2 separate regions of the Mus musculus genome follow, and region 1 is linked to region 2. A link is a loop called in an ENCODE intact Hi-C map of the cell type or tissue named here. Cell type or tissue: left cerebral cortex. All regions are shown on one strand. Links, peaks and the distances in the headings refer to the core of each region. The heading gives the core; the rest is flanking DNA.

Region 1 (15,523 bases), core at 4,334-12,333, 49 kb after region 2:
TTTATGCCTATGATAGAATTAAAATATTGAAAATAGAGATGGTCTTTAAGCTAATTATTGAAAAAAATTATATAAATTAAAAAGCTGAAATTTGAATTTTGAGTATCTTGTTTTTAGCCTTGAATAAATCGATCCTATCTATGGTATATACAGGAAGAATAAAAGTAATTTATAAAATTATTTCATGAGTTTTTCAACAAATCAATAAAATGTTTTTAAAGTTACAATTAAGCATTTGCTATTTTAATTTCGCATGTGCTTTTTTAAGAAAAAAAAGATATATAATGATGTTTCATAAAGTAATATGAATTGTCTACACACAATCTAGACCTGTCATATATACATCACAAAAAGGGACAATACTAAGATTATTTGTTGAAAATATTGTCTGATACATTTATTGTCTTGTATACTGTAATGCTAATATTAATTAAGCAATTAATGAAAAACCAGTTACACATAGGATCTTTTTGTCATTAATATACCAATGAAAAACTAGTCTGCTTATGAAAAGGTAGACGTTTATGTGAAATGGCTGACCATATCAGATCTTAGAGAACTTTTTTTTTGTTTTGTTTTTTTTTTTATTTCTCCTGAGACAGTTTCTCTGTATAGCCCTGGCTGTCTTGGAACTCACTTTGTAGACCAGGCTGGCCTCGAACTCAGAAATCCACCTGCCTCTGCCTCCTGAGTGCTGGGATTAAAGGCGTGCGCCACTACACCCGGCCTTAGAGAACTTTTAAAGTGACTTCCTTTCCTAAATGTTTTATTTAATTGAAGATCAGAAGCAGTCATAAATCAGGCTCCTTTTATTATCAGGATCACTTATCTTGTTAGCAATACAATACTACTGACGTCTTTACTCCCAACCTTTAGATCACTTTAGGCTTGTATTTCATCATAAAACCTGTTATTATACCTTTTAACTTGCTACATATAAATTTAGTATTATGCTTACATAAAATATTTTGCATAATATCAATGTTCTTAATTTGTAGTTTTTTCTGATAATTTTTATTTGAATTTTATTGCCTTATATGCTGTAATTAAATAATTATATAAACTTAACTTTATGAGTGTTCTATGTGATGTCTCTGCCAACATTTTATATTCTTATAGTCTGTTGATTTTACTTGTAGTGCTCATGATATCTTGTCTCCTCATGCATTTAATTATCTTTGTGTTCTGAACATTATACAGAATTATAATCTTTTATTTGCAATTTCAAAATTAATCATGTTCAAACAAGACAACAAGGGTTTTCATGGTTCATTTGTTGGACCAGCCTGCTATGAAGTGACACTTTGTTTCATTTAGTATGAAAATTGTTATATTTTGTTTAAATTGATAATAGGTGTTGCCCTACCATATTGCTGTTATGTTGTAACATATAATATATATATATATATATATATCAGGTTCTTGTTCTGAAATCTTGTGAGTTCTGAAACATATTTGGCCTGAAGGTTTAAATCAATAGAGTCCAATAATTTGGCATTGCAATATGTTATTATCATCTACAAATATAGTGAGCAACATTTACAGATAATCCTGAGATGTGTGCAATTAATGCACCACAAGTTGGACACATCTATGGTTTGAAGAGAGCCCAATGGAGAGGGACATTGCTACCAAACCAGAGGACTAGTTGTTCTCTGACCCCCACATTACACCATGATACTTGGGAGTTACATGCTTATCTTTGTGTGCAAAATTAATTAAAATTAATATTAAAAGTTAAATTTGATCTTTTAGTTCTAGAACTAATTCTTACATTTCTCTTAATAAGATTTTGCTTGCTTCAGCCAGATCACAGGGACGCTAGTATAGTAATACAGGATACCTTGACAAATTACCTACAAATTACCTAGAAGATGTAAAATTAAGCTTCTTACCTTTCATTTACTTGTGTGCTTAGGGTATAACTATTGGAGTCCAAGTTCAAGATTGACTAAAAGGAAAAAGATAAATTGACTGGGGTTTTCATCTCCACCAGGTTTTAGTTTCTGACTTTTATCACTCTAGCCTTTAATGCCTGTCAAAGGCACGATTCAGTTTCTGGGACCTCTTCTGCATAGTAAAATTCCCCAGCAGAGACAGGCCTCTGATGCCAGTATCATTTCTGTCTCTGTCTCTGTCTCTGTCTCTGTCTGTCTGTATATCTCTATCTCTCTATCCCTTTCTATCTTCAAGATAGGGTTTTTCTGTGTAGTCCTGGCTGTCCTGGAACTCACTCTGTAGACCAGGCTGGTCTTAAACTCAGAGATCTGCCTGCCTCTGCCTGAAAAGTGCTAGGATTAAAGGCGTGTGCCACTATGTCCAGCTAGATTGTCTCAGCAAAGCAGTTGATCATCTGGTTAGTTTTTCTTGTCTTTTCTGTGTCTCGGAGGCAGCAGTGGAATCCCTGGCTTTCTCTCAGTGTAGGTTCTCACCATTTCACCTTTGGTAATATCCTAGATGGTTTCCCTCTATTGATCCTTATCTCTTGCTAATCTAATTTCCTGACTATTAGCAGAAAGATCTTTCTTTAAAAACACCAACATGATCACATTTCTAGTCTGCATAAACTTTTTTACTTTCCATTTTATTAAATGTTTTTGAAAGTCTTTAGGAAGATTCATTCACTATTCTGTTGGTCTACCTCAAGTTGTTGTATACCATTATAACTATTCATATACTGCACCTAGATTATTCGTCTGTGAGATATATCATGATGCTTTTGCCTTTATCTTTTCCTGAAGTATTCTCAGCTTGGAATCGTTATTTCCCTCTTCAAACTCCATTTTCAATTTGAAACCCTTTCATAACTATTAGACCTGGGGAAATTGTTTTGTTTTCTTCTTTAGAGCTTCATCTGTCTGCTTTCCCAGCCCCTCATTCTCTGTTGCTATACTCTGGCTCCTAGTTATTCTCAGTATGCATATGTGTTTCCCCAAGGGAACCCGAAGTAATGGGTGAATATTAAAAGCATTATTATTCATCCTCAATGAGTCCCACTCCAAGAAAATAATGAATCACTTCAGCATGTCTGTTGAGCTCATTGAACAAATGTTTGACCTGATGTTTTAAAATTCTATACTTCATTTTGAGCTATAAATAAAATGAGGAGGTATTGTATAAGGCTTCTAAGGACCTTTCATCTTGGCTTCCAGGATTCTAGTTCATGTAGAGATTGTCTGTGCTTTGGGAAATAATGATAAAGTGAAGTTAAAGTGAATCTGAGAGATTGTAGAAGTTAAGGGAAAGAGGCAGAATGAAAATTTAACCAATTTACTATATTACAATACAGTAATACAGTAAGTTTGACAAATACTTTTTTTTTAATTACAAAGAACTTGCCAAACTCATAATGTAGTGAGCAATGAAAAGAAAAGTAATTGAACAGATAGCCGGTATTTCAGAGTGCTCTGTATGGTTTTTATTGTAGCTTGACTATTAAGGTGTTCTCCAAGTCTTGCATATTTTAAAGAATTTACTAATAGCTGATGGACTTTTGAATGTTAATGGACATTTGATTCTTTGTTCTGTCCCACTACAGACTTTATCATTTCTAGAAATCTTTTGGTAGAGTTTTTGGATCTCTGATGTATACTATCATGCCATCCGCAAATAGGGTTAGTTTAAAAACTTGTTTTCTTATTTGTATTCCTTTAATTTCCTTCTCTTGCCGGATTGTTCCAGCCAGTGCTTCAAGAACAATATTTTGGCTAGCCTGACTAACTAAAAGAATGAGAGGACGCAAATTATTGGACTCATAAGTAAACACAAAGAAACATAACACTAAAGAAGTTCAGAATGTTATAAGGAAATACTTTCAAAGGCAATATAACATTAAGGAGGAAAACCTTTAAAAAATAAATTTCTAGATTTAGCCAAATTTCCAAAATATGCCAACAAGGTAACAACCTAAACAAACTTATAACAAGTGAGAAGATTGAAATAGTAATAAAAAATCTTCCAACTGCCCCAATTCACAGAGTGGGGATAGTGAATATTCTTGTCTCGTTCCTCACTTTGGTGTGGATGTTTCAAGTTTTTCTTCATTTAGAATGATGTTGGCTGTGGGTTTCTCATCTGTAGCCTTTATTATATTAAGGTGTGTTTTTTCTAATCCTCATTTTCTAGGACTTTTATCATGAAGACATGTTAAATTTTGTTAAAGGTTTTTTTTTTCCATCTATTGAAATAATAATGTAATTTTTATCTTTAGGTCCATTTATGTGGTTTATTGTTGAACTGTCCCTGCTCTGATATGTCAGCTGGGTTTGGGTTTGAGTTCTTGCTTTTCCAAATTTATTTTTTATTTTATTGAAAATAGATTTTTTTCTGTAAAATTTATACTATATTTTGATTATGATCTATATTCTCTCTACTCATCCCAGCTCCTCCCCACCCCCCTTTTCATACAGATCCACCCCCTTTCTGTCTCTCTAGAAAACAAGCAGGTTTATAAGGGATTGTAATAAAATATAATAAAATAAAACAAATACATTGGAATAAGACAACAAATAAACAAACAAACAGGAGTCCAAGGGAAAGATGTGGTTTCCATACTCAGGAACACCATGAAAATGCAAAACTGGAAGCCATCACATATACGCCAAACCTGTATGGTAATAAACTAATAATGATACATAAAGAAATGATAAGTAAGTAAATAAAAGTTAAAAAAAAACCAGGAACCTTGATATGTTATAATGAGACAAGGAACCCCTAAAGATGCTGTTGAGTTATTTTGCTGTTGGCCATTTACTGCTGGGCATGTGGCCTCATCTTAAGAGTAGTTTGTTTCCCCAGTGAAACTCTATTCGAGAAAATTAACTTTTTGTTAACAAGTGGTTATCAATTAGAGATAGCTTCTGGGTTAGGGATGGGGCACGTGTTCATTCCCCTTTCAACTGTAAGACTATCTGGTGCAGAGCCATGCAGCCCTGCGCATGCTGCAGTCTCTGTGAGATCATATATGTTTTAGTCCTGCTGTGTTTAGGAGGCTTTGTTTTCTTTGAGTTCTCTATCCCCTTTGGCTTTTATACTTTTTCCTCCTCTTTAACAGGGTTCCTTGAGTCCTAAGGGGAAGGGTTCGATGGAGCCCTGCTTAGGACCGTTGGTCCAGAGTCTCTTACTCTGCATACTGTCTGGCTGTGGTCTCGGTATTGTTCCCATCAGCTGAAGGAAGAAGCTTCTCTGATGATGGCTGAGCAAGGCCCTGGTCTATGAGTATTGGAAAATGCCATTAGGAGTCATTTTATTGCTATGTTCCCTTTATAGAACAATAGTATTTGGTTTTACCTTAGGTAAAACCTTACTTTGGTTTTACCTTACTGTGTTAGGTTCTTGGTCACCCAAACAGCACTGGATATAGGTTCTATCTCATACAGTGAATCTTAAATCAGATATGTGTTCCAAATGTTTGAGTTTGTGTTATTAAGTCATTTATTTGTGCTCTTTCTGATTTTTAAATGTAGTCTGTCCCAGGAAAGAATTGGTTTTCTACCCCAATTGGTTTTCTAATATCAAATGGTTATCCCTGAAAGCTTATGTAAAGCAGCATTGTACAGACTGAGCAGGTTGTAGTTATGTATTTAAGAATATATTACAGATACACACACACACACACACACACATACACACACACACACACACACACACACACACACACACACACACAGTAGTTTAGAGCAACTAAATCTGTATGATTATGTTTTTTTGCCCTTTAGCATAGAATCATAAATAATTATTTAGAATAGAATTAAAATGCTTTTGGATCTTATGTTAATTATTTAAGAATTAAAGGAGAGGTTGGCTTAATTTTGAAATCCTTAAAAAATATAAGGTCTTACTTTAGTTACAGAATTTTATACTCTTAAGAGATAGTAATCTCTTGGGGCTGGTGAGATGGCTCAGCAGGTAAGAGCACCCGACTGCTCTTCCGAAGGTCCTGAGTTCAAATCCCAGCAACCACATGGTGGCTCACAACCATCCCTAACGAGATCTGACTCCCTCTTCTGGTGTGTCTGAAGATAGCTACAGTGTACTTTCATATAATAAATAAATAAATCTTAAAAAAAAAAAAAAGAGAGATAGTAATCTCTTAACCAAGTTTAGTTTGTGTTTTCTATTTTTGTCTTCTATATGAATGGCTAGAAATTAGATGTAGAAATATATTTGTTTTTATGCTTTAGAAAAGGCTAAAACAGCTCATTGCATGTTAATAATGATACTGTTACCATAAACCAGAGAAAAGTTTTTTCCTTTTATATTCCTCATGATCTGTTTTTACTTTCTAATCCCTAAATTCATAATTGAAGAAGGCATTTGTAGATACAGATTAACAGTAACTATAAAATGAACATTTTAAAATTAAAATAGGAATATGATGTTTGATCTAAAATAGAATATTTAGTCCAAACAGTTACGGTGAAAATAATGTAGGTTATCTACTCAGTCCTGTAGTTACTCGTGTCTAATTTTTTTTTTTTGGTTGCCTAATTCAGAATATCTGATCAAGGCAATTGCTTTATTTTGTTGTTTGGCTTTAAACCATTCTTTTGAAATAAGAATTCATTAATTTGTGTATAAGAAGTGCTATCCTCATTTTGAAGAAAAGTATGTGTTAAAGACTGGAACTCCAGCTCAATTTTAGAAAGCTTGCCTTGCATGTCCTAGTTCTATCCCCAGTAATGTTAAAAAGGGTGTATGTTAGTGCTTAGAACGTTAATATATAAAGACAACTTGGATAGAAAATACAAGAGATTCTTAGGTACTTCTGATCACCATCGTTTACCAGCATGTAATGCAGCAATTGTTTAATCTTAAAGTGGATAAATTAACAACACTGATACATCACTGATACCACTCAAAGTTCATAGACCACATAAAGTACACTTGTTGTGTGATGTATTCTATGGCTTTATACAAATATATACTGAATTGTATCCATGATTACAATGTAAGTGCAGGGTTTTCAGTGCTTTAAAACCCCATGCCCTTCTTGTTCATTCTCTGACACCCTTTATAGATCCTAGCAAATACTGATCTTTGTATTGTCTCCAGAGATTTGCCTTTCTAGAATGTTATATTGTTGAAATCATAAAACAGAGATTTTTTTCAAATGCTTAATAATATGCATTTTAAATTTTCATGGATAGTTTATTTCTTTTCAGAACTGAATAATAATCCTTTATACAGCTGTATTCCAGTTAACTTATGCATTCAGCTAATTAAGGACATTGTGGTTGCTTCCAAGTTTTGGCAATTATGAATGAAGAGGTTTTAAACGTTGATGTGGAGATTTTTGGGTGGACATGAGTTTTCAGCTTGCTTGGATAATTACCAGCATGAGTAATTGCTAGTTTGTTCATTAAGACTGTGTTTAGGCAGAACATTCCTCATTGGCAATTAGAGTAAACCAGCGAACAGTGGCTTTTCTAAGGAATAGAAGCTGAACAGCTGTAGAAAAGCTACCCTTTGGGCATTTTATGTCCCAAAGCAGACATTATAGACTGTTCTAGAAATCTGGATCTATGGCAGAGCAGTTGGTATCAGCACTGTCAGAGAGTCTGCAGAGAAATAAAGCCATGTTGACTCACTTCCAGTAGAAATCCTTCTTGCTCTAGTCTGGTCTGTGGACAGCACGGAATGATGGAACAGAAAGCAACCATTGTTGAGTCTAGCCTGGTTAGGAAAGACTTGCTGCAGAAAGTAATGCTTCAGTTACAATCAGAAACTAGATTGTAAGGAACGGAGGATCCCGAGGATCCTGTGCCATCTACTTATAGGGTGTACAGTATGAGCAAGATGCCTGCCCTTAAAAGGACAGTGATAAGTAGGAAGGACTAATAGACTGATGTGTCTTTAAGGAGTTTGAAGTTGTGGAATAAAAAGAGACCAGGCTGTACATTAAAGAATTTTGTATCATCAGAAAGATAATAGGCCACCAAAAGGTTTTAAACAAGGTAGAGTGAATTAATTTTTTAAGTAATTTTCTGTCTGTCTATCTGTCTTAGTTAAGGTTTTACTGCTATGAAGAGACACCATTACCAAGGCAACTCTTACAAGTACAACACTTAATTGGCACTGGCTTACAGGTTCAGAGGTTCAGTCCATTATCAAGGTGGAGCATGGCAGTGTCCAGTTAGTCATGTTGCAGGAGAAGCTGAGAGTTCTCCCTCTTCATCTGAAGGCAGTTAGGAGAAGACTGGCTTCCAGGCAGGTAGGAAGAGGGTCTTAAAGCCCACGCCCACAGTGACACACCTACTTTAACAAGGCCACACACCTCCTAATATTGCCACCCCCTGGGTCTATCACACCATCTGTCCATTAATCCATCTTACACCTATCACTCTATCTATCTATCTATCTATCTATCTATCTATCTATCTATCTATCTATCTATCTACCTTTCCTAGGTTGGTTTCAAACTTAGGAGCTCAAATAGCCCACCCATATCAGCTTCTTAAGTAGGTGGGGTTATAGGTATGCTTGCACACATGTATACACCCATCACTGGGAGATACTCTCACTAAAACAAGAAAATGCTTTACATGTGGCTAATTTAGACATCTACTATAATCTAGGTGAGACATTATCTTGTATTGGTTTAGAGGAAATGGTGAGATAGTTTAAGTAAAACCTGGAAGGGGAAGTCAGTAAGACTCATGTAGATACTGAATGGTGAAAGAAGAAAAATCACTAACAGTTGTGGGTGTAGAACTGGCTGGATATAGGATGAGAGGAGAGCCAGATTTTAAAGGGAAGACTACAGGGTAGATTCTATGCGTTTGAATCAGGGATGTAAGAAAATATTAGTTTGAATGAATTTTGATACAAAGTTTAAACTGGCAGTATAAATAGATGTGATAGTGATGAATGACAGCTTCAGGACATGAATATTGACATATAGTGCCAAGGACTCAGCTTTGAAAATTTCTAATTATTTAGAATTGGAAGAAAGAGATGAGATTGGAGGTTGCGGGAACAGTAGAAGTTTTTTGGGGAAGGGTGTTTAATGAAAGAATATAATTTGGGGACTAGGAGTTATGTAGGTTTGTTTTATTTTTTTAAATATATTAATATTAATTTTTAAAAAATATCAGGGATTCTAATTCTTGTCTGTTTAAAAATCAGTGTTTAGCCCTTCTAGATATTTTTGTCTCTTTGGAGAGAGGCAGATGTGTACATGTAAGGTGTGCCTCTTAGATCTGATTCTTAAAAAGGAGGTAGAGTTTATTTTATTTTATTTTATTTTATTTTTTATTTTATTTTATTTTATTTATTTTTTTGCCACAGGAAGTGCTCCATTGGGAAGCAGATGTGCCCCAGTGATACGGGATGGGAAGGGGATGTTTTGTTGTTAATTACTTCGCTTCCTATAAACAAGGACTTTGTATTTTTCAAAGATGTCCTTAGGGTATTAGAAAATAAATCCTATGTTTAAAGCTTTCTGTGAATTAATATAAGAAGTATATTTTATTATGTTGTAGTAACAGAATTATATTTTTAATTTAGTAAAGCTTATGTATTTTAACACAACAGAGTTTGTGGGCTAAGTAGAATAGAATTTCTGTTACAAAAGTATGTTATCAGATAGGGAGTAGTGGCAGACTGTAAACCGAGAGCTTCTATTCTGCTTTTTCATCTGTTTCCCTTAGTTGAAATAAATCTATAAAGATATCATGAGACACTCATAGTCTATTTTAAACAAATTATAGGATCTAAACCAAATAATGCTAGAATAGCTAAGATTTAAATTTCATAGGTAAGTTGTTTAACTCAGAATTTTTCAACTGTACATCTAGATCCGTTTTTTTAAAAGCTAATTATGCATGCTCTATATTCCTAGAATGAAAATTAGGATATGTTTTGTGTTTTTGCTATTAACTTTAGACAGCAATTTCTTTCTTTCTTTTTTTTTCTGGCCTTTTTGCATTGTTAAAAAGCTTGGTTAAGATTGATCTACAATGACTTGTTCATGTTTCCACCCCCTAATTCTGATTCTGTAGGTTAAAGTTTTTACTTTTCTGTGAATAGATTTTTGCTTTGTTTTTGAGACTGGGTTTTTTTTTTTTTTTTTGGTAGCACAGGTTGTGCTGGAACACTCTGTGGACCAGGCTAGCCCCAAACTCATTGATGTACTTGCTGGCCTTAAAGGCATATACCACCACCAACAGGCTTACTGTGACTAGTTTTTAAGTATGTGTTTATTAAGATTTTATATTTTCAAAGCCAGAAAAACATATTTATTATAAAATTTCATATAAAAATTAAAATAGAAATTCTACCCTGAATCACAGGGTTTTTAAAATTTTTGATGCACACCATTCTAGTATGATGACGTACTATTGACCATCTTTAGCAAAATCATGCTCTCCTTAAATTTTTTTTTTATATGTTTGAGTGTTTTGCCTACATGTGTATCTGTACATCAGCTTGATTCCCTGGAACTGGAGTTAGAAACAGTTGTAAACTACCAGGTGAGTGCTAGGAATTGAACTGAGGTCCTTTGGAAGAGCACCCAGTACACTTAGCCATTGAACCATCTCTCTCGCCCTAAAAGTACAAGTTTTAAATGTTGGTAATAACTAGTCTGTAATGTGTATTAAGTTTTGTCTACTTTCCCACCGTTGTTTGTCATAGCTATTTTCTACACCCAGGATGGATACATGTTGTGCATTGCTTTTCCTCACCCCTCTTCAGTCTGACTTAGTGAGAACTAGTTCTATCGTTCTCGTGTATCCTTATCTTGAGGTTTTGAAGCAAGGAGTTACTTCTGTAAGTTGAATTTATTACTGTTTTTCTTTTACTTTTCTCTTTTTTAGGAAGACTAAGAAATCAAACCTAAGGCCTGGTATAGGCTAGGCAAGCATTTTGTTACAGAGGACACTTGTAGCCCACCCCTCAGTATGGTTTTCAGTTTGCATTGTCAATGTGTTTTGCTTTTCATTTTGTGTATTATATCCTTCACAATTAATTATCTCAGGCAGCACATAGAGTCAGTTTGTTTCATTAGTGAGATTCAATTACTTGTTCACTCATTTGCCTATTCATCTATTTTTTGTTCAATGTAAATCAGTCTTCCCACAGCCCTTGGGCACATAGAACATGGTTTTGGAATTGCCAATCTCTGATACTGGATAAGCACACCCACTGACTAAGAGTTCAGTATTGCTTACTTTAAAAAAAATATATATTTAAATTGTAAATGAATAATTAGATGAGTCTTTATGGATTACCACTACCTTCTTCACTGGGAATGCTTCTCCCCCTTTCTTCCCTCTTTGCCTTCCTTTCTGCCTTCTTCCCTCCCTGTTTCTTTACTTTCTACATTAAAAAAAAAAAAATCAGATTTATAATTACACCTAAGTGAAAATTTTGTAGTCGTGTTTTTTTGTGTTCCTTTGTTGGAATAGTATTTGTAAGATTCATCCATGTTTTATGTTTTATGAATTAGTTGCCATTTTTTTCAAGCTAAGTAGTATTCCATTGTATGAAAATACCATAATTTATCTATTTTATTGCTCTACCCAATTGCATTCTTTCAATTTTATAACTATTATAAATAAAACTGCTGTAATTTGGAAATTCAGGTATAAGCAAATGTATTTTAAAGGTTCTTTTTAAAAATACCTATAGCAGAATTGCTTAATTGTACTGTAAGTGCATGTTAAACTTAATTGTATTGCCTGTGTTTCTGATAACAATTTTGACAGTTCTACCTGCTGATCCTTCTTACTATGCCTTTGATTTGCATTTCTTTAACTAACAAGAGATATAGCTGTCTCCTGTGAGGCTATGCCAGTGCTTGGTAAATACAGGAGTGGATGCTCACAGTCATCTATTGGATGGAACACAGGGTCCCCAATGAAGGAGCTAGAGAACGTATGTATTCAAGGAGCTGAAGGTGTCTGCAGCCCTATAGGAGGAACAACAATATGAACTAACCAGAATGCCCCAGAGCTGTGTCTCTAGTTGCGTGTGTAGCAGAGGATGGCCTAGTTGGCTATCAATGGGAGGAGAGGGAGGAGAGGCCCTTGGGCTCAGGAAGATTCTATAGGGGAATGCCAGGGCCAGGAAGTGGGAGTGGGTTGGTTGGGGAGCAGGGGGAAAGAGGAGGGTATAGGGGATTTTTGAGGAGGAAACGAGGAAAGGGAATAGCTTTTGAAATGTAAATGGAGAAAATAATTAAAAAAAGAAAATTTTCATGTGTTTGTTAGTCATTTTTAAAAATTGTGACGTAAGTTCACTGTTTAGCTCACGTTATTCCTGAACTCACTTCTTTCTTACTTGGTTTCTCAAGTGCTGGAATTTCAGAAATGTTCCATCCCGCCTAGCTAAGTTTTCTCAGTGAAGGCTTTTTATTTACTTTTAAAAGAGTTAGTTTTTCTTTTTATTATGTTTGTGGAAGAATAAAACAGTTTGGGATGTTTATATTGTGAATCTTTTCTGCCATTTTGATGTTGCTTGTCAATATTATCAGTGGGGCCTCCTATTGAGCAGAAGTTATGAAATTCATAATTATTAAGGATTTCCTGTAACCTGCTCTTTCTTTTCGTATCTTCGAAGCTCTTTGCCTTCTTGCAGGCATACCTTTTTAGCTTTCCAGTGCTGATAGTTACAGTGAAGTGTGTTTCCTAGCACAGCACTGTTGTAGACTACACACTGTGTCACAGAAGAGGTTAGGGTATAATCACTTGCTTCTTTGTATACATTTTCATTTCTTATTTTTAAATACAGATAAATTTATATGATTCAGAGACCTTCTAATTTGGTATATTGTGTTTTTAAGAAACCCAAGTATCATTGGGCAGTGGTGGCACATGCCTTTAATCCCACCACTTAGGAGGCAGAGGCAGGCAGATTTCCGAGTTCGAGGTCAGCCTGGTCAACAGAATGAGGTCCAGGACAGCCAGGGCTACACAGAGAAACCCTGTCTCGAAAAAAAACCAAAAAACCAAAAAACCAAAACCAAAACCAAAACCAAAAAAACCCCAAAAAACTCAAAAAACAAAATAATAACAACAAAGAAACCCAAGTATCTCAACATTTCTTTATTATACAAATGAACAAATTTGGAAAATTTGTAAACAAAGAAAAATGAATTTTATGTCTTTGTGGTAACAGAAATAGAACATTTGATATGCTGAAATGAAGAAATAAATACATGAAATTTCCTTACACTTCTTACAATAATAGTAGAAATAGTATGAGAACTGTTTTTCATTGTATACATTTTATAAATAAATGGGTAGTTTTTAAGTTTTCCAGATGAAATCTTTTTCATGCAGTTTACAAAGCGACTTCGATTGCTCTGCTGTATTTCTTTTATTGGTGGTCTGATGTCTGTCATGCTTTCCATTTGAAACCCTTATTTTTCAGGGGTTTATGGGCAGACTGTTGAAAAAAAAATACAACTAGCCAAAATTTTGGCAGTCATTATCTTGGTTCAGTATAAGGTACTTGCTTTAACAAAATGTTAAATAGTCAGCTCGTTTTAGAAAGATGTAAGAAGCAGAAAGAAGCAGAAAGGAGTAGCTTTGGTTAAATGATGGTGTTTTTCCAACTAACTTATTTCAATTAGATTTGCATAGCAAATTTTTCCCTTCTACAAATTATTTAAATATGTCTGTTCCTATGTTTCCAGTTGCCACAGAACTTGCCTCAAGAGTTTCTTTTTTAGGGACTAGTGCTGTATCAACAGTAGGATGCTTGCCTAAAATATATAAGGCAACTGGGTTCAATTTTTCTTTTTCTTTTTCTTTACAATGTTTTATATCACATGTCCTCAGTTTCTGCCCCTCTCCACCCATTTATGCCTTTTTAATCCTTTGTAATGTATTTACACTTAAAATGACCTGAAATTTTGGCAGGTACACATACAAACATACGCACCCCTACTGCAGTGCCAGCTTGAAACTGTGGTTTGTCCTGCTAGGTAGAAGACAGCGTGAATTCATATTTAAGAGAGTATAACATAAATAGCCTCAACTTGTTTTTAATTAAATTTCTGAAATACAGATTTTAAAATTATGCTAAGGAGCAGCTGCTCTAAACACAGACTGTTAGCAATTGTTTGTCTGTCTGTCTGTCTGTCTGTCTGTCTTCCTTGACTGTGTCAACTTAAGTACTCATTCTACAATTTATTTTTAATCTATTGTCATTTGCACAGTACACTAATTGCTATTGGTTCATAAAGATACTTGTGGTTTTGTGGGGTTTTTTTGGGGGGGGGACACTTCTTTTCACTTCTTTAAAAAATCATTCTCTGATATAGGATGAACATTATACTATAAGAAGAGCAAAGATTCTTTGGAAAATTTTTTTTTCTTTGTACCCTGAAGAAAATTTGTTTCAGGCAAGAGATTTTTAGGTGTCACTGGAGTTTTGAAGATCTGGGAAAATGGGGTAATAATATGACACCAGCTCTTAAGCAGCAACATCTGCTGTGGTTCAAAGCCACACAAAAGCTGCTTAAACAGGCAAATGTTTTGGACTGCCCGGACAAGTGTGGTTCAATGGTAAAGACTACAGAGTAGAAGAAACAGTCCTGAAGGGTTGAAAAATGGAGTCCTGGAAGATAAACATCTTTAAGAAACAAACCTCATCTTGTCCTCCAAGCTATCGAAGATCTTTGTCAGAACCTGCTTATGCAAATTCAGAGATAGGAACAACTTTAAAGATTTATCCATGGTGTGGTTCAGTCAAAAGCAAGAGGAAGAAAAATGAATATGCTGTTTCCAATCTGGAAAAGCCCCTGGAAGCTTATAGGTGGCAGAAGCAGCCTGGCTCTAGCAAGAAAGGGAGCAGAGTGGAAAGACTGCAAAGTAATAATGGAGACCTGGATGAACCCCAGCAAAAGGTCCTGCCGGAGACACTTGGGAAAAATGCCTCTTTGCCTGCTAATGAGATCCTTGGGACATTAACAGAGAAATTGAACCTGGTCAACAACACCCAGTCACTTCGGGCTCCATTTACCAGGTCTATTTCAGAGCCAGAACCCCCTTGTAGTATCAGGTTTCTAAGACCATGGCCGAATTCACTGGAGTCAGTGGAGTCTGGACAGCAGGGACATTTCATCTGTGGCATTTTCTCTACTTTTTCCAGTGGCTTCTCCAGGATGCTGAGTCTAAAAGGAGAATCAACCAGTAAGCCTTTAGGAGAAGGTATATTATGGTGAATAAGGGTAGTGGGAAGGATGACCACATACTTAATTACTATTGAAAATTTGACCTTTAGGTGAAGCTAAACCATTTTTTATTTACTTATTATAAGAGAAATTTATTTAAATAATACATTTTATACGGGATAATCACAGCTTCCAAAAATGCTTTTCAATGAATGATAATAAATGATAATAAATAGAGTAGAAATGGTTGGGATTGGTTAGGAAATTTTTTATGATAATCAGTTTTTTAATGCTATTTTGAGACCTATAAAAATATATTCTATTATTTCCACAGACCATTTTCTTCATGTAAAATATAGCTTAGAATCAGATAATTTTCTCAGGACAGTTGAGAATTTAAAA
Region 2 (15,523 bases), core at 3,552-11,551:
AAGGACTTCTTCAGGAAGTTACATCAGCACCAAATCCTAAAGGGTGAATAGCTGTTAATTAGGTGAAGAAAATTAGCAGCTAAATGTTCTAGATTGAAGGGATAGCTTATATAGCGGTCCTGAGTGAGCATGACAGTTTTAAGGATGGTCATAAAGACTAGAGTAGCTGGAATAGAAAAGTTTGAGGGCAGATAGTTTAAAATGAGGCTAGGGAGAACCCCGAGTCAAAGATGTGGATCTAGAAGGTGATGGTGATACCTTAGCCATTGAAAAGACCTCTCTGGGTTCAGTGTGGAAGATAGATGTGTGCTGGAAGACCAGTCAGAAGGCTATGCAGGTAACCGATAATGGTAATTTGGGTCAAGGAAATGATGAAGAGAGAAGTAAACAGATTTGTAAGATACTTAGAAGATTAAAATTAGGAAGACTTGGTAAAGAAATAGATGGGCAGGAGATGTGGGGGTAGTATAGGGAGATTTGTTAAATGTAACAATGTCTTAACAGGGAATAAACACTTAGGGAGGATCCTGACATTGTTTGCAGATGCAGTTTTCCACGGGTGAGCTAGAAGCATTTCTTTTCAGAGAATTGTCTATTTCATCCATTATAACCTTGTATAAATCAGACATTTTCCTTGAAGTCTTTTTTTTTTTTTTTCTTTTTCTTTTTCTTTGGTTCTGGGGATTGAATCCAGGGTACAGGGAGATAGCTTCATGCTATGCTATAGAAATACATTTCTGGCTCCTTAAAGTCTTTCTTGATATCTCTTTGTCTGTTTCTCCACTGTGGCTATAAGAAATGTTCTATTCTCAACTAAGGCTTTTTTTTTTATTTGTTTGTTTTTTGTTTGTTTGTTTGTTTTTTTGTTTTTGTTTTTGTATTTTTGAGACAGGGTTTCTCTGTGTAGCCCTAGCTGTCCTGGAACTCACTTTGTAGACCAGGCTGGCCTCAAACTCAGAAATCTACCTGCCTCTGCCTCCCGAGAGCTGGGACTAAAGGTGTGGGACTCCACGCCCAGCATCTCTACTAAGTTTTATTTAGTATCTGTTATATAACTTTCCATCATTTAAGCCCTTGCCTCCTACTTATTGCACATGTGTCCTTTTTCCTTTGCTGTATTGAATATTGCTTATTAAAAGAGAATTTTATTCATTTTAATATTTTTACAATTAAGCTCACCTTCAGAGGTTTCTTGAGTAAATTCTTACTGCCTGCTCCAATTTCCTGGTTTTTTGTTTTGTTTTGTTTTTTAATGAAAACTTTATATTGTGTTTACAGGTGTCTCTGTTGCTTTGGTATATGTGTTGTGAAAAGAGAAATAAATATTAAGATATGTTCTATGAGGTATGGTGAGATGTGGGGGAAGGGAGTGTCTCAGCGGGCCCTTGCCAAGGCATCCCTTTCCCATAGGGATCAGCCACACAATGGTATAGTATAGAACAGAGTTTATTTAGGGCATGGGGAGGGAATTTAAGAGGGTAGTAGAGGCAGAGAAAGGCAGAGAGGGAGAGAGTAGAGAAGTAGAGGCCAGCCATGACCACATAGAGAGAGGGGAGAAGGGAATGGAGAGAGAGGGGGAGCGAAAGGATAGGAGGCAAGAGAGACAAGAGTCAGAGAGGAGGGGGCAAGCAGCCCCTTTTATAGTGGGCCAGGCCTACCTGACTGTTACCAGGTAACTGTGGGGAAGAGCATACCTGGCTGTTGCCAGGTAACGGGGGTGTGGTGTGGTGGAGTCCAGACAGAATACCAAAATATATAGTATGTGAAATCATAATGGACATTTTTGGAAGTCCTTTATAGTAATTTTGTGAAATAGATACAAATATTGATTACTAAATTGAGACTCAAAGAAGTGTGACTCACTCAGAGACATAATTTTCCAGTCAATTCTCTACTAGCAGAAAGCTCATATCTCTAATATCTCTGTCTCTTACACTCTGTTGTAGCCTTCTCAGACCACAAACCTCTCTCTACCTGACTTATATTACTTTGTATGTAACTGAAAACAAAAATAATAATAATTGAAAAATAAAAACCAACACCAGCAAACCAAGCAGACTTGGCCCTAGTTCCCCCTCCCCCTTTTATTTAGCATTTTTCATTCACATTTCATTTTTGGGTTTACTTTGCTGAAGTTGCTTTTGTTTTACGAGTTTCTGCGGCAGCTTTTAGAGACAGATGTCTAAGAGGCAAGCCTTTGTATAGGACAAAGTCATTATTAGACTGCCTCTTTTTATTTATGGTCCTTTGTACCTTGAAGACAAAGGGCACTCTGAGTCTTGTCAAGAGAGCATGGAGTCCATGGAGCTGACTCCTGTTGTTACTGCCGAGATAATGGCTGAATGAGCCACCAGCTTCATTCATAAAATCTTCAGCAGAATTAGCTTGAAGTGTTAGGCACATACGAAAACATCAATATGCTTTATCATCAATCTGGCTTCTTCTGATTTGAGGGGGAAATTAGACAAATGTAAGCCTGCTCATCTGTCTTACAAAGCCAGCACCAGAGCTGATTAAAGCCGGGAAGTCCATGAAGTCAGATAGAGGTGACGCTCTTTGCTCTGACTGTGCTTCTTTCAAAAAAAGTGGAGATCAAATGGATATGGGGTTTGATAAATATTTTTAGATATTTAGTAATGAAGAACGGTGATGATTACATATCAAAAATAGCACAAACAGGCATTTATTTATCTGTTCTGTCCTATAAGTATCTTAATGAATATGCAGGAAGAAAATCAATAAAAAAGACTAGTTTATGAACTGACTGTATTATCTGTTATAGGCAAATTTCTGTATATATGAAAAATAACGTGTCAAAGAGCCAGGGTATTCAGAACCATGAAATATTTCGTTTTGATTTCTTTTTGGGCATGTTTTATGTATTTCTTGAAATATTAAAACAGAAAGTAATGATTTGGATTTTTCATATTTATAGTCAGCTATTCATTTTATCTTTGCACAGAATGCATTTGAAGATTCTACTTAAATTTATTTTTGGATCTTAAGCAAGCCAACCATAGGCTCATAGTAATGCTAAATAGTGTGTAGATTATGGATGGAGAATACCAGGTTTTCATACTAAGCAGATACAACATGAGTTCCTGATTCAGTTGATTGACCATTGTTTTCCAAAATAATTCCTTCAGATCACTAAAACAACTACCTGCCATATCTGCTAAAAACCAGATGCCCTAGAATTTCCTCCCTCCCCCTCTAGTCACAATTTCTAAGTGCTGTGTTAAATCTTTGCATTTTGACAAGTGCCTAGGTAATTTAGGTGTGTGCTAAGGTTTGAGATCTCCTGGTAGAGAAGATTGCTCAGATTGCGTGTATTGCTTTCCTACTTAAGGTGGTTAGGTTAGGAGATCTCTGTAGACAGGCAAGAATCTTTTTTTTTTTTAATAGAGTTATTTATGTACTTTATGTATGTGAGTACACTGTTGCTATCTTCAGACACATTGGAAGAGGCCATTGGATCCCATTACAGGTGGTTTTGAGCCACCATGTGGTTGCTGGGAATTGAACTCAGGACCTTTGGAAGAACAGCTAGTGCTCTTAACTGCTGAGCCATCACTCCAGCCCAATCTGTTTTTAATGTAAGAATCAGCTAGAACTTTAGAGACTTGAAGCCAACCTAATATGTAATTAGTGCACTAATGAATTATTAGTTTCTGCTGAGGCTGAAACTTGGACTTCCACTGTATCAATTCTGTTGTTTGGCTCAGTACTGTAATGCTTCTAAAAACTGTTTAGTTCCTGTTGAAGTAAGGAAATACAGATAAACTTGTGTTCAACTTGCTTCTGATCCCCATTTCCTGTCCACTCTCCTAGCCCTTTTCTAGATGCCACTTCTTAAAAAATTGGCCACCGGCCGTGGTGGCACACTCCTTTAATCCCAGCACTTGGGAGGCAGAGGCAGGTGGATTTCTGAGTTCGAGGCCAGCCTGGTCTACAGAGTGAGTTCCAGGACAGCCAGGACTACACAGAGAAACCCTGTTTCAAAAAACCAAAAAAAAAAAAAAAAAAATTGGCCTTAAACTAAAAGTGTAGGAAGGAAGGGAAGATGCGAGGTTTCCTAGCAGTTTATAGAACTTGGGCCTGGTTGGCATGCTGTTTATATGGCTACTGGTTTGTAAGGTAAGTTTACAAACCATGTTTGTCTTAACCCACTTTTTCAATTTCTTGAAGATTTACTTAATTCTATTTTATTCAGAATCTGAGTTTAACTCTTTGGCTTTGGGGATAAAATGCACATTGAAGAGAAAATATTTTTACTTTTGTGTTCTTTACTGTAAGGTCCTATCTAAGATTTGGAGTAAAATTAAAGGGCCAGCCGTTTCTCTTACTTATTGAGTAAATTTTAAGAAAACATACTGTAGAAGCAGAGGTTTGTGTTGATGATGGAATTTTATGTATTTGTTTATGTACATACATTTACAAAGAGTAAAGCTTCTGTCTACATGTATGGTAAATGACTTGGTCAAATGATACATTCATTTCAACTCTTACGATCAAGTGAGAAAATTTTTTGATTATTCCTAAAAACATCCTTATTCTCCTTTATAGTAGATCCACTTTAAAAAAATAATCCTCAGCCATTGGTAACAATAGATCTAATTTCTGTTATACTTTTGCATTTTTTCAGCTGTGTCCTAGATGAAATAGTAAGTTATGTATCTTTATATTTCTGGTCATATTAATTTAATGTGTTTTTATTTGAGAGTTTTTCTGTTTTCATTTTTTTTATCTGTTTCAGTATTTCTTTCCTTTTTATTGCCAAGCAATACTCTGTTGTGGGAACTTACTGTAGCTTGTTCATTTACAAGTTAATGAACATTTGCTTTATTTTATACATTTGTGAATATACTTATAATCACTGATGTGCAAGTCTCTAAGGAGTACAGAGTTACTGGATAATGTGATAAAGAATATATTTAACTTTATTCATTGTTTGCTTGCTTGTTTGTATATCTTTAGTCAGATTCATGAAGCTGTGTGTGGGCTTGAACTTCTGAACTTACTGTCTCTGCCTCAAAGTCTTGGGATTACAGGTGTGTACTATGACATCTGCTATATATTTAATTTTATTAGAAATTACCAAACCACTTTCCAAAGAGATTATTGAATGTCTGTGTGACATTATATTGTTTTAGCACTTCAGGGGACGATGCAGAAAGAACATGAATTTGAGGCCAGTTTGGGGCTACTATAATGAGGCCCTGTCTCCGTCAATCAATCAATCATAGTTACATGTCATTTGTAAATGTCATGAATAAATTTATTATAAAATATAGAGTGACACCATAATACAGAAAGTATTACTTTGATTGTCTTGAGGTATATAGTTATTACCATTGAGTACCCTTCAGACTTTGCAGCCTTTACTGTCGTCTCCAGAAGTGTTTTAGCTTCACAAACTGAAACTCAGTGTCCATTAAATAGTAACTCTCCATTATCTGATCCTCACAGCTCTTGATAACTACATATTTTGAATTTTAATTTTTAAAGACTGTGGTGGGTACTTTCAGAAAAGTAGAATCATACAATATTTATCTTTTTATATTTAGGTTATTTCCCTCTGTAAAATGTTTTCAGGGTTTATTCATATTGAAGCAAGTATCTAATTCTAGTCATTATAAGACTGAATAATATTCCTTTGTATGCGTTGGTCATAATTTTTTAGACATTGATTTTCTGGTGAATGCTTTGGGTATTAACACTTTTTGGCTCTTGTACGTCTTGCTGCTATCAAAATTGGTACACAAATAATCTTTCAATCCTTGCTTGGAGTTTTTGGGGGTATACCCAGGAGTAGAATTGCTGGGTCATATATTTTATTTTACTTTATTTTATTTTATTTATTTATTTTTTTTTTTGGTTTTTCACACAGGGTTTCTCTGTGTAGCCCTAGCTGTCCTGGAACACACTCTGTAGACCAGGCTGCCCTCGAACTCAGAAATCAGCCTGCCTCTGCCTCCCAAGTGCAAGGCATGCGCCACCACTGCCCGACTCATATAATTTATTTTTAAGAGAAACCCTGTCTCGAAAACCAAAAAAAAAAAAAAAGAAAAGAAAAGAAAAGAAAAGAAAAGAAAAGAAAAGAAAGGAAAAGAAAAAGAAATAAGATGTTGGTTGTGGTCGCTTCGCCGAAGTCCCATCACTTCCCACCCCCATGAAGTGGATGTTTAAGGAGGACCACTCGCTGGAACACAGATGCATGGAATCTGCAAAGATCAGAGTGAAGTACCCCGACCAAGTTCCGGTGATCGTGGAAAAAGTCTCGGCTCTCAGATTGTTGACATTGACAGGAGGAAGTACTTGGTCCCGTCGGACATCACCGTGGCTTCTTAGTTCATGTGGATGATCAGGAAAAGGATCCAGCTTCCTTCCGAGGACGCCATCTTCCTGTGTGTGGACAAGACAGCCCCACAGTCCACCCTAACGATGGGATAGCCTTATGAGAAGAAGATGAAGATGGATTTTTTTTCTTTTTTCTTTTGTTTTGTTTTTTTGTTGTTGTTTTTTCGAGACAGGGTTTCTCTTGTATGTGGCCTACAGCGGAGAGAACACTTGGTTTCTGAGCTAGGTGCACCCTTCTTGCTTGTGTTTCTTTTAAATAGCTGGCTGTTCTCAGTTACTCCGCCGGAGCCCCCACACAGATCCATTAGTGCATTTGTAACTGGATTTATTTCTTAATATATTGGAAGGTTTTGTTTCCTTAGATTAGTAAATTATCATACAGAGTTTGATTTTCAGTTTTCTTTTTGTGCACTGACCTCATGGCTATATGCTCCAGGGAACCTGTCCTCTGGGAATCATATTTAATGAAGATATTTCCATAATGAAGGGAGGTAGGTGTGGTAGTAAAGTGAAAAGGAGAGGCTGATGTATTGTTCTGGATTATGTTTCAAGTGTTAGATGGCTAAGTATTAAAAGCACCCAGATTAAATCCTTAGCAATCAGAACACTTGCCTCACTAGATTTTGCCAACTGCAAATCATGTTGGACTGAGTACCTGTTCTTCTTTCTGAGACTGTTAAGGTAAATAATTAACAATAAAGCCTCCTTAAAAAGGAAAAAAAGAAGAAAGAAATGAGATCTCAGTATATTGCCAACATTGGCTTTTAACTACTCAGGCTCAACAGACCCTCCCGCTTAAGCTTCCCAAGTAGCTGAGACTTAGGGTGTGTGCCCCTTTGCCTGGGTCATCATTATGATTTGGTAGCAATTGCTTTCTTTCTTTTCTTTTCTTTTTTAACATTATGAAAAAGACCTCTAAAAGTATTCCATTTTGTTATTTAAAATTAATAATCTAATTTACTTTTTAAAAGAATAACATTTTCTTCCCTTCATTTTAATATTCTGTGTGGACAAGCCTAAAATTTTGTTGTTTGATGTGTAGGTTTTTGTTTGAACAAATATCTTTTTTCTTGTACAAATCTTTAAGGAGTTCTGAATTACTGGATTATGCGATAATTCAGTTTTCTTAGACTTAACAGGACTGTGAAACCGAAGCAGAAAAAAAACAAAACAAAACGGTGAAGTCTTTGTTCTATTACTTAGTTATTTTTCAATTCCTTTAAAAATATATAGGGCTGTGTGAAGTTATACTTTAGGATAATTAACATCCTGAGGAATTTAAGAAGGCATTCTAGAACAGTAGAGATTATTGCTCACAAATTATACCATCATGGAGAGAGATCATATTACCAATAGACTGATTCTTGAGTTTCTAACAAAACGTGTTGCTAGGGTTTATATTGATAAAGATGATTATGACTAATAGCTTATGTGAACTGTGTTTTCAGCCACTCAGAGTTTATTGCTCTTAGTTTTTACAATACCACATGCTGTTATTTCTGGTTTGCACTTGAGAAAAGAGAGGTATATAAAAGGTTACTAAACTAGTGAAACTTAGATTTAAACCCTGGTTTGCCTCCAGAGCCTCCCTTATTCTTGTTTCCCGTATTCTGTACTAGGAGGTAGAAGATGTGATTCGTGGCTCCAACAGTTGTCTAGTTGAGATGTTGGGTCTCAAGGTTTTTGTGTGTGTGTGTGTGTGTGTGTGTGTGTGTGTGTGTGTGTGTGTGTGTGTATACATGAATTTGTGTTCATGTGAGGAGAGTAGAAGTTGACATTGGAAGTCTTATTTAATCACTCTTTACCTAATTAATTAATTAAGTGTGTATGTTTGTGTGTGGTGTGTGTGCACATCTATGTGCCTGTGTACATGTGGAGGCCAGAGGAAGATGGCTAATTTTCTGCTTTATTACTTTCCATATTATTCTGTTGAGACAGGATCTCTCATTGAACCTAGAACTATGCTGTTTATCCAGCAAGTCTCAGAAATACTCCCATCTTCACGTCCTGCCCACCACTCTTGACCCCAGGGCTGAGGTCACAGCAGCGTTCAGCCGTGCCTGGCTTATATGTGAGTGCTGAGACTCTTTTTTTTTTTTTTTTTTTTTTTTTTGAGACAGGGTTTCTCTGTGTAGCCCTGGCTGTCCTGGAACTCACTTTGTAGACCAGGCTGGCCTCGAACTCAGAAATCTGCCTGCCTCTGCCTCCCAAGTGCTGGGATTAAAGGTGTGCACCCGGCATGCTGAGCCTCTTAAATCAGTCTTTATGCTTGCACAGCAAATACTTTTCCCACTGAGCCATCTCTGCAGCACTTCACTTTTCTCTTTTGAGACAGGGTTTGATCCTGAAGCTCACTGATTGGCTGGCCAGCATGCCTCCCCGTGCTGGTTTATAGCTGCGTGCTTCCATACTCTGGGTTTTTTTTTTTTGTTGTTGTTGTTGTTTTTAAGTCATAGGTGCCTGAGGTAGAACTAGTATTCTTAGGTTTAAGCACTTGTACCAACTAAGCCATGCCCTCAGCCCCCTAGGTATATAACACATATGTTTACAGGTATAGGGTGCAGTAAAATGCTGTAAGTAGAAAAAAAGTCCATTTTTCTGGCTTGATTGTCATAGTAAGATACAGTCAGGATTCTGAACTCTAGCTGGACTGTGGTTTTGACCTTGAGAAGCACTATGGACCATGTGCTGTACATCTTGCATTCTTTATTGGGTAAGAGACGCAGAAATATTCTTTTAGTACATTAAAGAAAACTTAGCCATGTATGTAGCTGTACATAAATGGGATTTTCATTAACATTTATTTTTTTAAAATTGTATTTAACGGAAATTGCGTACAGTTTTAAGGATGTATGCAATTGTACAACTTTCTTGCCTTTTAAAGAAAAATTTCCTTACGTTTTGAAAGTTCTTCATGAACTATGGGAGATGGTGGGGAGAGAAAAGAGAAGGGAGCATTAATATTTATTTAGTTCCCATAAGTAACTTTTATTAACCTTTCTTTTTTTTTTTTTTGAGATTGGGTCTCTCCATGTAGCCATGGCTGTCCTGGAGCTTGCTACTTAAGATCAGGTGGCCTGGGACTCACAGAGTCCCAGTCTTGCCTCTTCCTGTCAAGTACTAGGATTAAAGGCATTAACCACTGTGTCTGACCTTTAGTAACACTCTTAATGCTTCAGGTTTATGCTCAGAGACTGTGTGTGTCATTCATTACACAGCATGCTGTCATTTCCAGCCTGAGGCCTTATGACTTCCCTGAGTCAAACTGATTGAGTCCTGAAGCCTGAATCAGACCTCAGCACAGGAGAAGGCAATGCCCGCTTAAATCACCCACGGTAATAGACCTCTCTCTGTGAGCTACAGAAGGCAGACCACAGCCTAATTCTTTGGTTCTTCTAAAAGAACTTCTTTTGGCTCAGTCACATGTGACCTACAAGTTACAGGCTGAGTTAAACTCAACCTACAATGATTGGTTTTAATATTTGCAGTTTTGTAAACTGTGCCACAGGATAGTTGTCGGAAAACAGACTTCTCAGAAGTCTTTAAAGCAGTCATTACTGTCCAGCACTTAGTGATAGTGTAGTTAGCTAGGTTTAGGTTTTATCTCTGGCCTTGGAGTTACTCTGCAGCTTTAGTACATATCTGTGTAACTTTTTAAACAGAGGCATAGGAAATTGTCTTCTCTTCTGAAAAGGTAACATTTAAGGGTACAAGGAAGTGGCAAAGCATTGGCCGGTGAGCCAATACAAAAGCAGTATCAACTTTGTGCTTTACTGGAAAGAATCAGGACAACAGCATTCCTGTCATTGGTGGTGCATTCTATGATTTTTTTTATAGATTCAGGCTAGATTATTGAGTACATGTTTCTTGGAACTATTGCCTGATAAATGTAGTGCAAATTTTAAAAAGGAAACAATGAAAATTACTTTTGTAACTTCGTTATTTTCACTGTTGTGGCATTTTCTATAAAAACATTCTATAAAAGGCCGTTAGTGTTTCATTAGTTTTCTCTATACTTGCTCCATAGTACAAACTTTTCCTCTGTATATAACCCCATTCTGTGAACACACTTTTCCTCAGCCTTTGATCAGGAAACTTATGTAAAGATAACATCACTTAAATTGACTAATGAATAAAAGGACAAGATAGAAAACACTACCTTTATCCTACTTGTTAGTAAATTTTTAAAAAGAACAAGGAAGCAAGTGATTGTTATTTTGACTAAATTACTAAAGCTGCAGGAAATTAGCTGTGAAAATTTCCCTTCCCTGTTTGGTGGAAGATTTCATTTTGTAGAACAAAATTGGAAGGGCCTTTTAAGACTCCCCGGTTCAGTGCCTTCATTTTCACAGAAGTTTTATCAATCCTCTGGCTTCAGAACTCAAGAAAGTATTCTTCCTTCAGACACTACCAAACATGGTCTCTTCAGTATGTAAATGATTTTTTGCCTTTGAAAATTCCAGAATTCAAAAATATTAATCTATATACGAAATATATATTGCTTTTTGTAAAGAAATGAAAGTTCTTGTCAGTTTTGTTTGAGGTTAAATAAGCTGAGATTCTAGTCTTGTCCTTGGGCTGGTAGCTGACTAACGAACTATTGAACCTTACTATGTTTCAGTTTTCTGATTGTTACTTAGTGATAATATAAATATATGTTATCTTGTGCAGTTTTAAAAAAGTCACCAAGTGTCTCAAATTGGTAAATTACAGCAGAAAGAAGAGAGCCAATTAAGTTTTTATGATTTGGAATATACTACTGGAAATTCTTTTCAACACCTTTATTGAAGTGTAATTTGCTTACTGTTTGCTTCCCTCTCCCCCCTCCCTCTCTTCCTTCCTCCCCTTTTTCCTTTTGCCCCCTTTTTCTCTTGCTTCCTTCTTTTTCTGTGCTGGGTTTTAAACCCATAGTCTCTACCCTGAACCATTTATTTTTATAAATGACCATCTTTGGGGATCATGTATTCTCTTATGCTAGTTTTATTTTGTAATTTTCTGCTTAGTAATGATGCTGAATACTGCTTTATGTTCCTTTTTAGATATATGTGTAGCTATTTACTAAAGAATAAAATGTTGATTTATATATTTTGTCTATTGTAAAATTGGGTTGTGTTTTTATCTTGTTGTAGAAATGTATTGTGTATTACCTGACAGAGTGAACTGAAGTCTGGATATGAGAGAAAATATTTGTGTGTTCTGAAATTTTTATTTTTAACATATAAATAAATCCTCTTTCAAAAGGAGAAAATTAGAACTTAGTACTGTACAAGGAGTATTCTACCTTAGGAAGTATTGTGGAGGAAGAGTTAGGGGAAGGATTGAGGAATCCAAAGGGATAGAGACTCCACAGGAAGACCAACAGAGTCAACTAACCTGGACCTTTCAGGGCTCCCAGAGACTGAACCACCAACCAAAGAGCACACAAGGACTGGACTTAGCCCCCCCCAGCACACATGTAGCAAATATGTAGCTTGGTCTTCATGCAGGGTCCCCAACAACTGGAGGAAAAAGGGCTTGCTCTGACTGTTGCCTGCCTGTGGAACCTGCTCTCCTAACTGGGCTGTCCTGTCTGGCTTCCGTGGGAGAGGATGTAACTACTCCTGCAGTGACTTGAGGTGCCAGGGTGGGTTGGTACCCAGGGAGGACCTCCCCTTCTCAGAGGTGAAGGGAAGGGGTACAGGGGGGATGAGCTGTGTGAAGGGGCTGAGAAGAGAGGAAGGGTCTGCAATTGGGATGTAAAGTGAAGAAATAAATCAATGGAGAAAAAAAATCAGCTTATAAATGTCAAAAACTAAAAAGCCAAAACCAATCAATCACACAAAAACAAAAACCCAAATAAATAGTGCTCCAGGGAAATGAGTGATGAATGAGATCTAATTTTTGTATTTGTTTTGAATGACACCTGTTTAATGTTTGAGAAATCTTTTTAAATGTTTAACTTGATAGAATTTGAACAGTAGAATGGACCTTTCTTGCGATGTGGAGGATATATGTTATAATTCTTTGGTTTGTATGTCTTTTTGTTTTAATTGTTGCTTTATCAATTTTGTAATTCAGAAATTTAAATAAAGCTTTTAGAAGAGTTTGATTAAGCAGGGAAATGATCTGTGCATTAGGGTGGTTTGTAGAGCTGAATGCTGTCCATTTCCCTATTGCACATCTCTGTTGCCAAGGTCTGCCAGTTGCCATGCTGTGCCTCCTCTTGTTAAATAATGTCTGCCTTACCTCAGGGATGGGGAGGACAGTTTGGTATCTGTTAAAGGTCATGGCTTTGTCTCATCCTTTTACTTCCCTGTTCCTTCTCTTCCTTAACTCACTCCCATCCCCTTTATAAACTTGCTCAAAGAGTCAGCACCCTCTCTCCTCTCTCTCCCTCTGTTCCCCCCAACTCCGTGTGTGTATGTGTTGTTACCATTGCATGAGACAAAAAGCCTGTTGTCTGCCTTTCCTGATCACTTGACTGACATTGTATCAGCTACAATTAAGCTTGAGAATTTTATGAATAGCAGGGCAGATCTCTGTGTAATATATGTAGGAGGTTATTTATATATTTTTTTAATCTAAAGTATTCCCAGAAAATGTAGTTTTCTATTTAAAAAAATATTTTTGGTGGAGGGGAGTGAGGCGTTTACTTGGTGGAAGAAATAATAATTTAAATTGCTTTTTAACCTTACTATGTAACACAGTTTTGAAATCTCATTCTGTACATCTTATAAGATATTTACTCTATCTTATAGGTGTTTGAAATTACTAGATTTTCCATAAAAATCTCTGGATATAGGTTTCACTGTGTTCCTGATGAAAGTCTTTTTACAGGGCACATGTAAGACTGAGAGGAGGGGATTCTCCGAGGCTTGAATTTAAATAAGTCATTTCAGTTAGTAAATTTAGAGAAGCCTGGGTACCATCTAATTCTGTCACAGCATCTTATCTCCTTTGCCATCCTCAGTGTCTCAAGGGGACCTCATTACCTTTCAGCAAATTATGTTCTTTATCAGTGACTGTCAAAACTGGGAAGGATAGAACAGGATAATGTAGGGGACCTTTTCTACATTAATAGCTGTCTTGATTTCTGGGATTTTGATGAGTCCTAAGAAAGGAAAATGAATGAGATGAAAATAATGTGATACATTTAATAGTTCTGTGATTCCTTAATCCCTTCTTTGTTGCTGTTTAACAAACTATCCCAGAACATAACTACTTAGAAAATCAATGAACATTTATTAATTCACGTATTTTTTATTGGATTTTTTCTTTTTCTTTCTTTTCTTTTCTTTCTTTCTTTTTTTTTTTTTTGGTTTTTCAAGACAGGCTTTCTCTGTATAGTCCTGGCTGTCCTTGAACTTACTCTTTAGATCAGGCTGGCCTCGAACTCAGAAATCTACCTGCCTCTGCCTCTCAAATGCTGGGATTAAAGGCGTGTGCCAGTGCCACCACTGCCCTGCAGATATTTTCTTTTTTTTTAATTAGATATTTTCTTCATTTACATTTCCAATGCTATCCCAAAAGTCCCCCATACCCTCCTCTCCACTCCCCTACCCACCCACTCCCACTTCTTGGCCCTGATGTTTCCCTGTATTGAGGCATATAAAGTTTGCAAGATCAATGGGCCTCTCTTTCCAATGATGGTCGACTAGGCCATCTTTTGATACATATGCAGCTAGAGACACGAGCTCTGGGGAGTACTGGTTAGTTCATATTGTTGTTCCACCTACAGGGTTGCAGACCCCTTTAGCTCCTTGGGTACTTTTTCTAGCTCCTCCATTGGGGGCCCTGTGATCCATCCAATAGCTGACTGTGAGCATCCACTTCTGTGTTTGCTAGGCCCCAGCATAGCCTCACAAGAGACAGCTATATCAGGGTCCTTTCAGCAAAATCTTGCTAGTGTATGCAATGGTGTCAGCGTTTGGAGGCTGATTATGGGATGGATCCCCGGGTATGGCAGTCCCCTGATGGTCCATCCTTTCCGCATTCTTAATCATCAGGGAAATGCAAATCAAAGCAACCCTGAGATTCTACCTCACACCAGTCAGAATGGCTAAGTTCAAAAAATCAGGTGACAGCAGATGCTGGCGAGGATGTGGAGAAAGAGGAACACTCCTCCATTGTTGGTGGGATTGCAAGCTTATACAAACACTCTGGAAATCAGTCTGGCGGTTCCTCAGAAAATTGGACATAGTACTACCGGAGGATCCAGCAATACCTCTCCTGGGCATATATCCAGAAGATGTTCCAATTGATAAGAAGGACACATGCTCCACTATGTTCATAGCAGCCTTATTTATAATAGCCAGAAGCTGGAAAGAACCCAGATGCCCCTCAACAGAGGAATGGATACAGAAAATGTGGTACATTTACACAATGGAGTACTACTCAGCTATTAAAAAGAATGAATTTATGAAATTCCTAGGCAAATGGATGGACCTGGAGGGCATCATCCTGAGTGAGGTAACCCAATCACAAAAGAACTCACATGATATGTACTCACTGATAAGTGGATATTAGCCCAGAAACTTAGAATACCCAAGATACAAGATACAATTTGCAAAACACATGAAACTCAAGAAAAACGAAGACCAAAGTGTGGACACTTTGCCCCTTCTTAAAATTGGGAACAAAACACGCATGGAAGGAGTTACAGATATTTTCTTTTTTACATTTCAAATGTTCTCCCCTTTCCTGGTTTCCCTCCCTCCCTCCTGGAAATACCCTATCACATCCTCCCTCCCCCTGCTTCTATGAGGGTGTTCCTCATACAGTTACCAAATACAGTTACTGACACTATTGTGGATGCCAAGAAGGTCATGCTGAAAGGAGCCTGATATGGCTGTCTCCTGAGAGGCCCTGCCAGAGCCTTACAAATACAGAGGCGGATGTTAGCAGCCAACCATTGAATTGAGCATGGGGTCTCTAATAGAGGAGTTAGAAAAGGGTCTGAAGGAGTTGAAAGAGTTTGCAGCCCCATAGGAAGAACAACAATATCAACCAACCAGACCCTCCAGATCTCCCAGGGAAGTAAGCCACTAACAAAGGAGTACACATGGCTCTAGCTGCATATGTAGCAGAGGATAACCTCGTCATGCATCAATGGAAGGGGCCGTTCTTGGTCCTGTGAAGGCTCAATAGATACCCTAGTATAGGGGAATCGAGGGCGGGGATATGG

The links. Hi-C counts contacts between places; a loop is a spot of excess contacts. Peaks named below come from ENCODE experiments on the same cell type or tissue, not always from the same donor. Only the 100,000 strongest peaks of a DNase experiment are listed, where the experiment ranks them.
Region 1: it touches region 2 in a loop (2.3-fold over the local background); 11 of 42 quality-filtered maps call a loop at or near these places.

What each region holds. Positions count from the first base shown.
Region 1 is chr1:157,326,949-157,342,471 of GRCm38, reverse strand. All of the region lies in intron 1 of Rasal2 (RAS protein activator like 2), which reads left to right. Among named protein-coding and RNA genes, the nearest start is that of 2810025M15Rik, 78 kb to the left of the region's middle. In left cerebral cortex, for the core only: no CTCF peak of the experiment used is centred there; a DNase peak (open chromatin) is centred at 7,445.
Region 2 is chr1:157,374,979-157,390,501 of GRCm38, reverse strand. All of the region lies in intron 1 of Rasal2 (RAS protein activator like 2), which reads left to right. It also overlaps the pseudogene Gm6058. Among named protein-coding and RNA genes, the nearest start is that of 2810025M15Rik, 30 kb to the left of the region's middle. In left cerebral cortex, for the core only: no CTCF peak of the experiment used is centred there; no DNase peak of the experiment used is centred there.